Linked DNA regions of Mus musculus: all the other regions are linked to region 2. Evidence: chromatin loops called from intact Hi-C (ENCODE). Cell type or tissue: heart. All regions are shown on one strand.

What was found. Peaks named below come from ENCODE experiments on the same cell type or tissue, not always from the same donor. Only the 100,000 strongest peaks of a DNase experiment are listed, where the experiment ranks them.
Region 1: a loop joins it to region 2, with 3 times the contacts of the local background. A loop is called at or near these places in 2 of 42 quality-filtered maps.
Region 3: a loop joins it to region 2, with 2.0 times the contacts of the local background. A loop is called at or near these places in 3 of 42 quality-filtered maps.

The regions. Positions count from the first base shown.
Region 1 is chr11:75,651,999-75,654,498 of GRCm38, reverse strand. It overlaps a transcript of Myo1c not described here. Among named protein-coding and RNA genes, the nearest start is that of Myo1c, 2.8 kb to the left of the region's middle. In heart, a CTCF peak has its summit at 1,068 (motif pointing left); DNase peaks (open chromatin) are centred at 358, 1,018 and 1,768; H3K4me3 peaks cover 2,500 bases; H3K27ac peaks cover 2,329 bases.
Region 2 is chr11:75,731,616-75,734,115 of GRCm38, reverse strand. Ywhae (tyrosine 3-monooxygenase/tryptophan 5-monooxygenase activation protein, epsilon polypeptide) reads right to left here and starts at 1,229. Exons shown (of 6, transcript NM_009536.4): 1 at 1,025-1,229. The coding sequence starts at 1,088. In heart, CTCF peaks have their summits at 594 and 1,360; DNase peaks (open chromatin) are centred at 765 and 1,185; H3K4me3 peaks cover 1,852 bases; H3K27ac peaks cover 2,069 bases.
Region 3 is chr11:75,678,892-75,681,391 of GRCm38, reverse strand. Crk (v-crk avian sarcoma virus CT10 oncogene homolog) reads right to left here and starts at 2,133. Exons shown (of 3, transcript NM_133656.5): 1 at 1,728-2,133. The coding sequence starts at 1,968. In heart, CTCF peaks have their summits at 1,299 and 1,929; DNase peaks (open chromatin) are centred at 1,501 and 2,181; H3K4me3 peaks cover 2,316 bases; H3K27ac peaks cover 1,672 bases.

The DNA of each region.
Region 1 (2,500 bases), 80 kb after region 2:
AGATGGGTGAAAGACAGGGCAAAGGGGAGCGCCCTTTACGATGCCCCCAGGTTTAAAAGCATAGAGAGGATACGACCTTCAGTCCACCCCAGAGCATTAGAAGACCTGAGGTGGGAGAGCTTGGAGTCCCCAGCACTAGCATGGGCTCGCTCCCCTCCCCCTACCGCGGCCTCATTGAGCTCCCTCTCCAGCCAGAGGAGTCTTGGTGGGAGGAGCGCACTGAAAGGGGAGGGGCTTCGAGGCCGCAGTGCCCGCCCTGCCCCGCCCCGTCCCGCCCCGCCGCGTCAAGCGGCTGGAATGAGGGGAATCCGCGCGTGGAGGGGTCCGACGGACTTCACCCATCCCGAGCGGCGCAGCCGCATTCCTAGGATGCCCGCTGGCGCCCCCGCAGCCACCGCCCCGCATCGGAAGGAGGGCGTGTAGCCGCCGCCCTCCGGGCCTGAGGCCAGCCACAGTCCCGGCATCTACTTCTAGCCTGCTCCACCTCTCTGGACAGGAGCGTGAGTCCAGAGAGGGGAAGTGAAGTGAGGAACCAAGGGTGTGAGGGACACCGCCATGCCAGGCGCTTCCTGTGTTCTTAGCTTATGTCACTCCCGTCAGTGCCGGACGTACCACCATGAGTTATGTTGTTATCCTATTTTAGAAGGGGGAACTGAGAGTAGGTAGGTGAGAAGCCTTGTTCGTTCAAGATTTCTAGACTTGTACGAGGAATGGAACTGAAACCCAGGACCGCTTTGAAACAACTAAGGTAGTGCTGCTCTGATCCCTCCCAACAGTTAACAGGACTGCACAGTTTTCCTCAGTGACCTAGGACAGAAACCTGTGTAGTGTGACCACTGATGTTTAGGGGTGGCAACTGGGGAACACTCGAGGACCCCACAGCATGGCCCTGGGCTTAAGGTTGGCTTCAGGCTAGAGTACACCTTAAGCCAGTGAGTGACCCAAGACTTAATCCCTAAAAGCACCGCTGGGGCTCTTCCTACCCGGATGTGTACTGGGACTATGGGGAGCGGGGCTGACAGCAGAACTGGTTCATCCAGTGGCCCTTACCCAGTGTTTTGGAGCCTGACCTCTGGTGGAAAGGCTGGAGGAACTGCTCTGGGGCGACTTTCACTGAGGCTAACAGGGAAAGCACAGTACTGCCTGCCAGGCAGGTCAGCGCTGGGCACAGGGCAGACTCTTGTCTCACTGTGGAACTCGGGCTGACCTGGAACTCAGCAGCCTCTTGCCTCAGCCTCCCTAGTGCTGAGATTACAAAAAGTACCCTATCATGCCTCGCTTAATTTAGATTATCAAATCCATTTTAGGTCTGGGCCCCGACTACCCCATTAGGGACTTTTAGAGGCTTCGGGGGGAGTGACTTGGGAGGGGATGCTCACTCTGGCTTCAGAACCATGAATCTTTGGTCTGACAGAATTCTTTTTTTTTTTTTTTTGGTGATTTTTCGAGACAGGGTTTCTCTGTATAGCTCTGGCTGTCCTGGAACTCACTTTGTAGACCAGGCTGGCTCGAACTCAGAAATCCGCCTGTCTCTGCCTCCGGAGTTCTGGGATTAAAGGCGTGCGCCACCACGCCCGGCCTGCCAGAATTCTTTACTGGAGAATCCAGCAAAAATAAACAGAGCACCTTGCCCCTAAATGAGTTTTCACATTCACTCATCTTCCCCGGAGAGGAGGACAGCATCTCTAGCTGTGGTAATCATGACCTGGCTGGCATTCAAAGCTGGTCCTCTTCCCCTTACACCAATCAGATCAGTCACCACCTGCTAAAACCTCATTCCGGCTTCTCCATCCTGCTCCTCTCCTGGACCAAAGTAACAGCCTTCTTCGGTTCTCCGCTCTGGCATTTACAAATGCAAATCTCACACTGTTACCATCTCAAGTTAATGGAAAGGAGGCTTAGAAAGCACCGCTCCCCGCTTCCCGGGTGCCAAGCTTGCCCTTCACGCTTGACCAGGGGCTCAGTTTACTGCACTACTCCTGGATTAATCTCTAACTGAACAGGTAGTCCTTTCCAGTCCCTTCTTTCTTCACTACCACACACAGCCAGGAGGTGCTGGTTGTACCCCTGCGGACAACCACCAACCACGGGAGACTGCACGTGCTGTGGCTTTGCACCTGCAGCTTCCTAAACCCAGCTCTCTCGGCCTACCCACCTCACTTAGTCATCACCGAAGAGTCAGCTCAGGAATCACCTTCGCCATAGCGCCTTCTTATTTTCCTCTAACACACAGCCTCCTCCTTACTAAATTAAGTACTAATCGTCTGCTTCCTTGTCAGACTGCCGGGAGACTGCTCCGGTCTTAGGCAAGCACTCAGCTAGGCACTTGCTGGAGATTCCATAACCCACTGGTGGGCGCTTGCATGAATGAATGAATCTCAGAGGCTGGGAGTGTGAGCAAGAGGCTGGCTCATGCTGTAATTGAATAAAACTGTGGGCCAGCCACTCATTCTCCCATTCATCTGTGAGCCCCGCACCCGCTGCATTTTCGCAAGGATCA
Region 2 (2,500 bases):
TATTTGAATTAACCATTTCTCAGCAGGTCTTTCCATACTTCATAATGACGAGTGTGAATAGTACAGTCGTCAATTTTACAAACGGGTAAACTGAGGCACTGACTCTGCAAAGGGAAATTCGTACTAAGGAATCCTGGCAAGCCTGGTCTCCTGTATTCTAGCCATCAGAACTCCGTGCCTATGAAGGATGGGGACAGAAGGGGGAAAAAAAAAACCCGCAGCAACTTTAGGATATCCTGGGTAAGAACAAACGGGGTAGGAGTGAGGTTCTGCACCTCCCCGGAAGAAGGCGAGGCTAAAAAGCCCCCCAAACTCTCAACTCCAAGGTGTGTCGGCCCAAAGGAAGAAATCCAATCGCAGCATCTCAGCTCGCCTCCACCCAAGGAGGGAGGCTCTGCAGTGATTTCCAAACACTCCACCCTCACCAGAAGACTCCTCTCCACCGCCGGCCCCGAGAAGCCGTCCGTTCCAGAGGCTTCTCCTTTGTGAGGCTCCACGGCCGCCGCCCCACACTGGGCCTCAGGGGAAAAGCCACCGCCCCCACCCGCCATATTTCCCCGAAAGGCGCCTAGCGCTACAGCTCCTCGATGCCGCCCTCTCCCGAGCGACCGGTACCGTTCCTCACATCGCCCCACCCAAGTGTCCTCCTCCACACCCCGCCGCGGTTCCCGAGGGCTCCCGTGGGGATCGCACGCCGGGAGCCGGCACCCGCCATCTCCTCCCCCCTCCCCCGCCCGGGGACTCGCCCTCCCCCTCCAGCCGCCATTTTACAACCAACTCCTCCACCCTCCGCCCCGGCCTGCTGGCGGGCGAGCGCCTGCAAGCTAAGGACACCGGAGGGGTCAAATCCCTAGGCCCGGGGACTCCCACCGCGCCGGGAGCCCGCAGGCCTCGGCCTGCTTCCCGACCCACGTCCCAAGCCGGGCTCCGAGACGGCTCCGCCATTTTGTCTCCGGTTCCCGGCCTCTGTGGGCGGCGGCGGAGGGTCCGAGACTTCCAGCCCCCCGACACCCCCCCGACTCACCGTCGTATCGCTCGGCCTGCTCTGCCAGCTTCGCCTGGTACACCAGATCCTCCCGATCATCCATTGCGGCAGCGGCTCCGGCAGGGTCTGCGCGACGGATGGAAGCGGATAGCGTCTCCGACTCTCTCAGCTTCTCGCTCCGCGTCCGAGCAGGAAAAATGGCGGCGCCTCAATCCGGGACTTCCGCCTGCGCACGCGGACAACTGCTCAGCTCTATGGCAACCGCTCCCTGGCAACTGGCGCGGGGGGGGGGGGGGGCGGATCCCGGAGTTCGGCGCCAGAAAAGGCTGGAACCAGCGCGACAGACGCCCCTCCTCCGTCGGCACAGCGGGCGGCCCTGTGGCGAGGCGGGAACTGCGACTGCGACGGAGAACGGCCCCTGGAGCGGCTGGAGGCGAGGTCGGCCTAGACTGCGGGAGGGGAGTTAGCCAGAAGCCCGTGCGGGGCGACCGCGGGCTGGCCTGTGGGGGACAGAGCGACAGGCTTGATGGGTTCTTGCTACGGCAGGCCTTCCTCGTTGAAGATCAACCGGCCCTGTGCATTCTAGCACATTTTTCTCATCCAATTTAAAGAATTGACAAGGACAAGAAGGGAAAGCTCGAGTTTTCACGCATCATCATCTCCCTTGCTTCCATACTTTAAGCATTTTCTTCTCCCCTCCAGCCATATTTTATCTCTTTGGCCTATCGTAGATAGGACTTTTGTTTAAAATCTCTGGTTTTGCTTCAAGCATAGGTGAGTGTGTTTAATTCCAACACTAGTGAGGTAGAGGCGCAAGGATCGAGTTTGGATCAAGTCCCATCTACAAAGCAAATTCCAGGTCAGCCAGGGCTACATTGTGAAACCCCCATCTCAAAAAAAAAAAAAAGGAAAGAAAGAAAAAAGAAAAAGTGGTCAATCTCAGCTAGTTAAGGGAAACCCTCACTCGAGGGAAAAAGGAGACATAGTGGCTTGCCTCACTTGGAGTGCAAGGTGCACCTGAGGTGTGTAAGGGCAAATTGACATTGATGAGTTAGAAATAAATAATCCTCCATGGGGATTGCTTCACTTGCAATGGCCACGCCTAGTCTGCTTCCTTATGGATTTTCAACATCTTATACTCAATATCAGCTTGCTGCTGAGCCATGCAGAAAAAGGGCCTCAAAATGAGTGTGAAATCAAAAGGTTGGGATCAAGGCCTGAGGTCACACGCCCAGAGGTTTGCATCTTAGTCTGTGAACGGACAGGAATTGTTTTGTCCAAACGCTGGAGACTGACCCCCACAGCTTCCACCGTGTGTTTTGCCACTGAGTTATAGTCCTATCTGGGCAAGCTGTTTTGATGATTCTGAGTGGAAGGTGACATCGTCATAATTGTACTTAAGAAAAGTATTCCGTACTTACTGAAGCGGTGGTTCACGCCTGTAATTCCAGCACTGTGGAAGCAGAGACAAGGATTGCCACAAGTTCCAGGCCATCCTGGACTAAAAATACCCTA
Region 3 (2,500 bases), 53 kb after region 2:
TAGGTGCCAAGATTAGAAGCATGAACTATGAAATCTGGATGAGAATTGAATTTCATCTTACTATTTCATCTTACTATTGCACTTAGCACAAAACAATAGATTATTTTACAGATAGCACAAATATAGAATTTACTTTGTTTAGGGCAATTGTGTTGCATTAATATTCCTATCTGATTTTATATTATCAAACCAACAAGGGGCTGGAGATGGTTAAGAGCACTGACTGCTCTTCCAGAGGTCCTGAGTTCAAATCCCAGCAACCACATGGTGGCTTCCAACCATCTGTAATGAGATCTGATACCCTCTTCTGGTGTGTCTGAAGACAGCTACAGTGTACTTACATATAATAAATAAATCTTAAAAAAAAAAAAAACAACAAGACGTAGAAAGGTCTATATCTGTTAACTAAAAAGACTTCAATACTCAAATTTTCCCCTTAACTTGTGTGCTAACACAAAGAACCGTCGAATCCCACTTTGTGGCCAAAGGGAGTAAATCTAAATTAGAGCTATCCCAAAAATGCAAGTCTGCTACAAGGCTAACCAGTGAGTCTCCATTCATGAGACTAGCTCAGCTCTAGAAGGAAAAAGCTTACACTTCAAACATCCAGAAAGCAAGAAGCTTGGTGCTGTTATACACAGAGACAACAGAAATCTCAGAATCACTGTTCATCTCATAAACGTCAAGGGCTAAGTGCATGAATTCCCTTAACATTGCCAAGACAACTGCAATAAGACAGCTAAGACAGTTAAAACTCAATGGTCCTTGACGAGGAAACAGTGGGATAATTATTCTTGGTGTTTATCTGCTAGCCAGGTCTGTTCTCATATCCTGGAAGATTTTGACCACAACACCAACTTAGAGAGCAAGAAAAGACCCAGAAGTACGTGTCTGACACTTTTTAAGTAAATCCAGGGAGAATGAAGTGCCATTCACTTCCAAGGTTGTTCTCACTGGCTTATGCCTGTTTGTTTGTTTGTTTGTTTGTTTTCTAAAGGAAAAAAATCTTCCTCCACTAATCACTTTGAAACTAGAAACTCTAGTTGCAGCGGGCAGTTTTTTTGGACACTTAAAACCTCTTGGACACAATTTGCCTGCTAGGCTTCAATTACGCGGGGCTGGTCACAGAAGGATTTTTTTTCTATCACCAAGTCACTTAGTTCACCACCTTCCACAAGGGAAGAGCACGGTAAAGATATTTTGGAAAAATGCCCAAGAAAGGAAAAAGCTGACCGGCTTCCTGAGGGTGTCTCCATCCCTCCCAGCCAGCCAGTCAGTACGTGGTGACTTCCTACCGAAGGCCACCAGGGGAGTATGGCCAAACCCGGCTCTAACACTGCAGGAAACGTTTCAAGCCTAAAAGCCACTTGTAGGATTAGCAGAGCCATTCTGAGTACCACTGCCAAATGATGTCCCCGTAACATCCCCATTAACTCATTGTCCCCAAGTTGCCTAGCCCTGCCCTGCCCTTGGGCCTGACCCTGGCGCCCAGCCCCACCCCGGGGCCGCAGCAGTTCCCCTTCCCCGGCTCCCAAGGCACACCCAGAGGCCTCGGTGAGCAGCTCCTCCTCCCCCACAATCCCGCTCATCGGTGGGAACCAGCTTGCTCAGAAGACAGCTCCCCCGCCAGGTTCACTCTAGCCCTCTCTGCCCACGTCCCTCCTGCAGCAGACCAGGGTTCTACGGCCCTCACCCCCGCCCGGGCCTCCCACCCGCCTGTCCCTCACCCGGCGGAGGCTGAGCGGGCGACGGAGGCACTGGAGGGCGCGGGCCGCTGCTGTTGATGATGTAGTGGGAGACGCGCGAGTTTTCGGAGACGCTAAGCACATAGTCCCCGGGGCTGGTGCTCGAGTCCCGCACCAGGAACACCCCGTGCCGCTGGCCCTGCAATAGCGCCACCGCCTCCTGCCGGCTCAGGCGGCCCCAGTACCAGCTACTCCGCTCCTCCGAGTCGAAGTTGCCCGCCATGGCCGCCTCCGCGCTTTCACGCTGGGCCGCCGCCGGCACGCGCGCCCCTCCAGCCCTGGCGCCCGCCGCCCAGCGGACCGGCTCCGGTGTCAGCCTCCCAGCAGCGCCCGAAATGGCGGCGGCGGCCGCGGGCCTTCCCCACCGGAAATGACGCGCCCTCTACCCGAGGGAGGCTGCCGGGAAGGGGACCGACGCCCGCCATTGGGAGAAGGGAAACGGAGTCCTTGGGGCCCTCAGTGCGCATGCGGCGTCCTGGGCGTCGCCGCCAGGCCCAGACCCCAACCGCGGAGGATGGGGAGGCGGAGTCTAGGTCTAAGGGGCGGAGCCTCAACCTACAAATTGACTGATCCGTGTTTGACAGATTGGTAGCGGCCGGTCTTTTCTCCCAGAACCTACAAGTAGCAACACCAAGAAAAGGACTGAAGTTAAAAAAGATGATGTGGTCCGAGGATGATAGTCGCCCTCAAAGCTCCCTGACTTGCTGGTCTTTTCCCCGTGTTTCCTTCGGTTTCCCCCGAGGTCAGCTGAAGTT